2 separate regions of the Homo sapiens genome follow, and region 1 is linked to region 2. The links are chromatin loops, found by intact Hi-C in ENCODE. Cell type or tissue: CD4-positive, alpha-beta T cell. All regions are shown on one strand. Each heading gives the region's core, and the rest is flanking DNA. Links, peaks and the distances in the headings are about the cores only.

Region 1 (2,831 bases), core at 311-2,810, 100 kb before region 2:
ACAGTTTAGCCTTTAGAATTTCATTGTATGAAATTCATACGTAAGAAATTCGCATACATATGGTTCATCGCATACACTTGAGCTAATTTTAGTCTCTCATCCTGGGAAGCACTTTCTAAGTTTCTTGGTTAACTTTGAGTTTGGCCTCAGAGACGATTGAAGCCCTTGTCAGAAATTTTTTAACTTTTTACATTTACTCATTTAGTCTATAATACCTTCCTTTGATAGTATACTCTGCAGGATGCAGGAAAGTCTATAATGTGTAGATCCCCTTCCAAAGTTTACTAAAGAGTTCTCCCCTTTAAACTTACCTTTCCAATGAAAAGGAATACCAAAAGTTACAGGGTGCCTGGTATACAACTTTGGGAGTTCCCACAGGTCCTGGCTTAGAGATGAATATTTCTTTCTCAGAGAAGTTTGCAATTTTTGTTAGAATCATAAACTTCCATTTTTGTATCTATTTAGTCTCCCAAAATTCTGTAGCCAAGTTAGATTAGAAGTAGGCTTTGTAAATAAAAAGAGCGATTTCAACCCAAAGTAAGTTCTCTAATTCTCTCTAGTGAAAGTCTATAATTAGTATAGTTGCACATGTGTATGTGTACGTATTCAAATACTGAATGCTGTTACAAAAATATCACTGTATATATTCGTAGTATTCAATCTTAGGGTATAGACCATTTTCTTCAAATGAAGTTTTACTTGCAAATTCACAGGTAAGAGGAGAGAGGACATAGTCTGGTTGAAGAGGGGAACCATAAATTTACCTCTTCCTTGCACACCTATCTCTGCAGAATTTCTAGAGCTCTGTGTTGCATAGTTTGAAAACTGTTGATCTATAGAATTTCGATGAAATTTTTAGCATCTCTTTTCAAAGTCTGATGATTTATTCATACATTATGACTGATAAGACAAGCTTGTACTTCTGACATTATAAATTAAGTGGAAAGTATAGTTTCATATGGCTAAAGGAAGAAAATACTGTCAAGTGACATTGATTTGTGAATTTAGAATGATAAAATCTGGTTTTATTGTGAGTTAATCTCTCAGTAGAACATACCTTTAGGAATGTTTATATCCACTTATTAAATAAAGGTTATTTTATTAGACTTCTTAGAAACCTTTGGATGGTTTTGTTAAAGGTATACCAACTACTGATACAATTGCTTTTATTGTTCACAGGTTGATGGACTTAATTCTCTTCACTCTGTAAAAGCTAGTGCTAACCGATTTACAAAAACAAGTCAGGGCAGAAGTTGGAACACTGGGAACGGGTCCCCTGATGCAATCTGTTTTTCAGTAGACAAACCTGGAATAGTTGTGGTTGGTTTCTCTGTCTATGGAGGAGGTGGAATTCATGAATATGAATTAGAGGTGTTGGTTGATGATGTAAGTATCACCCTTTTAGTATTTATCCTGATTAGTGGGTTGTGTATCAGGATTTACCATTGTCATAGTATGTTCAGGGGTTTACTAGATCAATCACTGATGAATGACACTAAAGAAATTGAAAAAGACTGGCCACAGTGGCTCACACCTGTAATCTCAGCTCTTTGAGAGGCTGAGGCAGTTGGATGACTTGAGCACAGGAGTTCAAGGCCAGCCTAGGCAATATGGCAAAACCCTATCTCTACGAAAAATACAACGCACGCCTGTAATCCCAGCTACTCTGGAGGCTGGGGTGGGAGGATCACTTGAGCCCGGGAGGTTGAGGCTGCAGTGAGCCATAATCATGCCACTGCACTCAAGCCTGGGCAGCAGAGTGAGACCCGACCCTGTCTCAAAAAAAAAAAAAAAAAAAAGAAAGAAAAGAAATTGAAAAATAATGATTTTACCTGATTGTTTGTGTTCCATCTTTCCACCTTGGGTCACTACTGCTTCATATTTTTTGTACTTTCAGAAAGAGAAAGATTTAAAGTAGAATTAAAGACTAAAAGTGTTTAGCTAAGTCCCTGATGACAAGTCTTGAGTAGTTTTTTTTTTTTTTTATATTGTCATTTTTCAAGAAACACAATGTTGAGATGGACTATGTCATAGAGTACTAATGGGTGATTCTTAGTGAAGACACTATTTGTTGACTGATTGAGCTATATCTTTCTATATTCTCTAAAATTAAAGTACCTGAGTTTTATTAAAATGGGACAGATGGGGTAGCATGTAAATCATTGCCTATTAAATAGCAAGTCTATCTCTATCTCTAACTTGATTCCTTTCACTAGTTAATTTGAATTTATTCCCTACTTCATTAGGCTTTATAAATGTGAAGAAGTAGAAATAGTTTAAGTCATCAGATGAGAAAAGCTTATTTATGTTGTAGTCTTCTCAAGAAATCACATAAAAATGTATATAGTACCCCCAACTTTTTCTTTCATATGTATGGGAAAATACTAATGGCTAATTTTATATTCAAGAAAATAAATTTTAAAAATAATAATTATAAATCAAAATTGTTCATACAATAAAATTAAGAGTCTGTTGGAATTTTTGTGTTTCATTTTTTTTTTTTAGAGTGAACATGCAGGAGATTCAACTCATTCCCACAGATGGACATCTCTGGAATTAGTGAAAGGAACGTACACAACGGATGACTCACCCAGTGATATAGCTGAGATCAGACTTGACAAAGTGGTTCCTTTAAAGGTAGTTTCAACTGAATGTTTCTATTGTGAATAAGAGGTATTATTATGTAGTTAAAATAGTGAAGAGTATTCCATGAATTTTGTTTGTTACCTATAGCTATTTGTAAGTTATCCTTTATATGGTACTTAAATATTTATGGAGTACCTACTACGTACCTAATGTTGTACCACATTATATTATATTTTTGCATAATG
Region 2 (2,831 bases), core at 33-2,532:
TCACCTGTTTTCCTAAATGTTCCCCAGTCATGAGCAATTATATTGTACCTACAGTCTCCCTACCCTACTCCCCAACAAAGACTCAGGGTATCTTAAAATTTATCACAGATCCCATTCACACTTAAAACCTTACTTCACCTATACTTTGAGTTAATACAGGTTATTGTCCTCTGGCCTGAAAAATCTGTCTGTTATAACACTTATAACACTGCAGCTATATCCAGGTTGCAAGTCAGTTTAAACCAACTTTAGAAACAAGTTAAGTTTTATCTAGGCATGTGTCTGAGACTGTGCTCAAGCTCCCTTACTTGTATTCATGAAACTTTGTCAAATCTGTTCCTCACTGGCTACTTTATCTCACAAAAAGTTGGCCAATCGCTTGCTTGCTTGCTTGTTTTCAAATCACATTGAAGGAATCAATTAAGATTTTGGACTAAACATATAATAAATTTTGTTTAAATTGTTGAAGAATTTGGGAAAATAATCCTATTCAATGAGATTGTGTTTGTTTATACTTAATACCCCTTTTTGAAAATTGACATTATTAATTAAAATAATATCAACTTAATGTCTATTTAAATCACATAGAAATCGCCAGGTCATTTCTTGGTTATTAAATGCCATAAGAACAGTTTTTATTTTATGAAGGGAATAGTGTCAAGAACTATTTCACAGTATATTAACATTTAATCCTTGAAAAAAAAAGTCATATTCTCAATGAAAATTAGTGAAATAAGGAATCACAAGTGTGAAGTTACATATTATGTAATTTTTGTTCAAAAGTAAAACATATTAAGTAACTGCACTTTAAAGTCCCTTATCTTTAAATGGTACTTTAATGTGAGGATGCACAAAAAAAGAACCCTTTTCTGATCTTGTGAGGTTTCCACTTACAGATGATATAGATAAAGTACAGTCATATAAATTATTTGTAATTATTTCACTCATATAATTTTGCTCGGAAGCCATATCGTAGTCAGGCCTGGATTTTAATTCTCAATTCCACCATTTACTGAAAATCCCTTAACCTGTATTAACCTTAGTTTCTTCATCTGTGTAATAGCTACTATAAATAATATTACTTATCTTCACCTGGTTGAAATAAGAAAATCAGTGTGAAATAACCTCATAACCTTTACTCTGTGCAATTCTTTGTTATTTGAGCTTGCTGGTATCAATGCTAAGTCCAGCACAGTGATAAAAGTGATCCAGCTGAATCAGGTTCCTGCCTCTTTTCTACTCAACCAGGTTGATCTGGATTCCAGGCACATTGGCTGGGTAACAAGTGAACTTCCAGGAGGGGATAATCACATCATAAAAATTGAATTAAAAGGCCCAGAAAATACACTGAGAGTTCGACAAGTCAAAGTCCTGGGCTGGAAAGATGGTGAAAGCACAAAAATAGCTGGCCAGATTTCAGCCAGTGTGGCCCAGCAGAGGAACTGTGAAGCTGAGACTCTGCGAGTATTCAGACTGATTACGTCTCAAGTGAGTGTCCTTACAACATATTCTAGCACAGGATAATTGATGTAATATATTTTAAGAGTGTAACAAAATATTTTGTGAAACTTATTACAGAAATTTCTGGCTATAAATGTTGCCCATTTTTTCTTTTCATAGCCCTAAACACCTGAGTTCCATGTTGCATTTGTAATTAAGAAAAATAGTGGTGTATATTAGCAAGAGTAGCATATTATAAAACCTGCGGAATCAGCTAATGAGTCCTCTGGCCAATATAGTGTTAATGCCTGTCATTAATTCCTTCTCACATGCATATCTTCATCAGGTATTTGGAAAGCTCATCTCTGGAGATGCTGAACCTACACCAGAACAAGAGGAAAAAGCACTATTGTCATCACCTGAAGGAGAAGAAAAAGTATACAATGTATTTATTTGTATTCTAAAGATATTTATTTCCCTTTTTTATTCTTTTTTTCAGTGAAATAATTCATTTATTGCTGTATATTTTGATGGATATGTAATAACAGTTTTATGCAGTTCATATTTGTTCTTAGAAAGATGAAGGAACTATCTAAAAGAAATTCATTATTCATGTATAATCTAGCTAGTATTTTAAGTAACAGCAAATTTGCTCTATACCTTGGGTTTTTGCATTCATTTGTAATCATTTCTGTGCTATACCCCATCAGTTATCTTCTCCCTCCTCCATTGTCCCTGTCCTTCACAGTTCAGCTCAAAAGTACTGTCTTCTTCATGAAACTTTTTTACGATTTATCCTCTTCATGAAATTTGTTTATGATTTCCCCAAACAAAAGCAGTTTTCTCTCTGCTGGAGTTCATAATAATCTGTATGTGTCTCTTCTTCATTTTTCTCTTATGTTTATCTACATGGATGTTTTCTCTCTTCTACTGAACCATAGCTTCTTAAAGACCAAGTCCATGTCTAATTTGTCTTTGTATCCATCATGGTAGCATCACACACATGTTTAGTAAATTTTTATTAGAATAACTACTCTTTGTTACTGTTCTTGAAATTTCTTGCAAAAATACAGTTGCTTTACTTTTTCGGTCCTGACTAAAACACTATACCTAAAACTTTTGTACTTCATCCATTTGCAAAAAGAGAAGTCAACTCTGACTAGTCTCAATATTCTAGTGTCTTTAAATGCTACAAATAATCACCTTGGCAGCCCTTTGAAAGATAAATTTCAAGGATTTCCCTTGTCTCACCCTGTGTTTCTTAATACAGTAGTATCTAATCATTGTCCTGTTTTTGTTTGAGGTCTGAAAAAAATAAGATTTCTTAAATGCTGGTAACTTCTTTCAACATCTTTTGGAGATTTCATTTGAATGACTACAAGACTGTGTAA

Evidence for each region. Peaks named below come from ENCODE experiments on the same cell type or tissue, not always from the same donor. Only the 100,000 strongest peaks of a DNase experiment are listed, where the experiment ranks them.
Region 1: it touches region 2 in a loop (2.2-fold over the local background); 10 of 110 quality-filtered maps call a loop at or near these places.

What each region holds. Positions count from the first base shown.
Region 1 is chr13:77,176,303-77,179,133 of GRCh38, reverse strand. MYCBP2 (MYC binding protein 2) reads left to right here. Exons shown (of 83, transcript NM_015057.5): 35 at 1,180-1,386; 36 at 2,506-2,637. Among named protein-coding and RNA genes, the nearest start is that of MYCBP2-AS2, 97 kb to the right of the region's middle. In CD4-positive, alpha-beta T cell, for the core only: no CTCF peak of the experiment used is centred there; no DNase peak of the experiment used is centred there.
Region 2 is chr13:77,075,805-77,078,635 of GRCh38, reverse strand. MYCBP2 (MYC binding protein 2) reads left to right here. Exons shown (of 83, transcript NM_015057.5): 67 at 1,249-1,488; 68 at 1,787-1,885. MYCBP2-AS1 (MYCBP2 antisense RNA 1) reads right to left here. Exons shown (of 4, transcript NR_046716.1): 2 at 1,703-1,820. Among named protein-coding and RNA genes, the nearest start is that of MYCBP2-AS1, 1.7 kb to the right of the region's middle. In CD4-positive, alpha-beta T cell, for the core only: no CTCF peak of the experiment used is centred there; no DNase peak of the experiment used is centred there.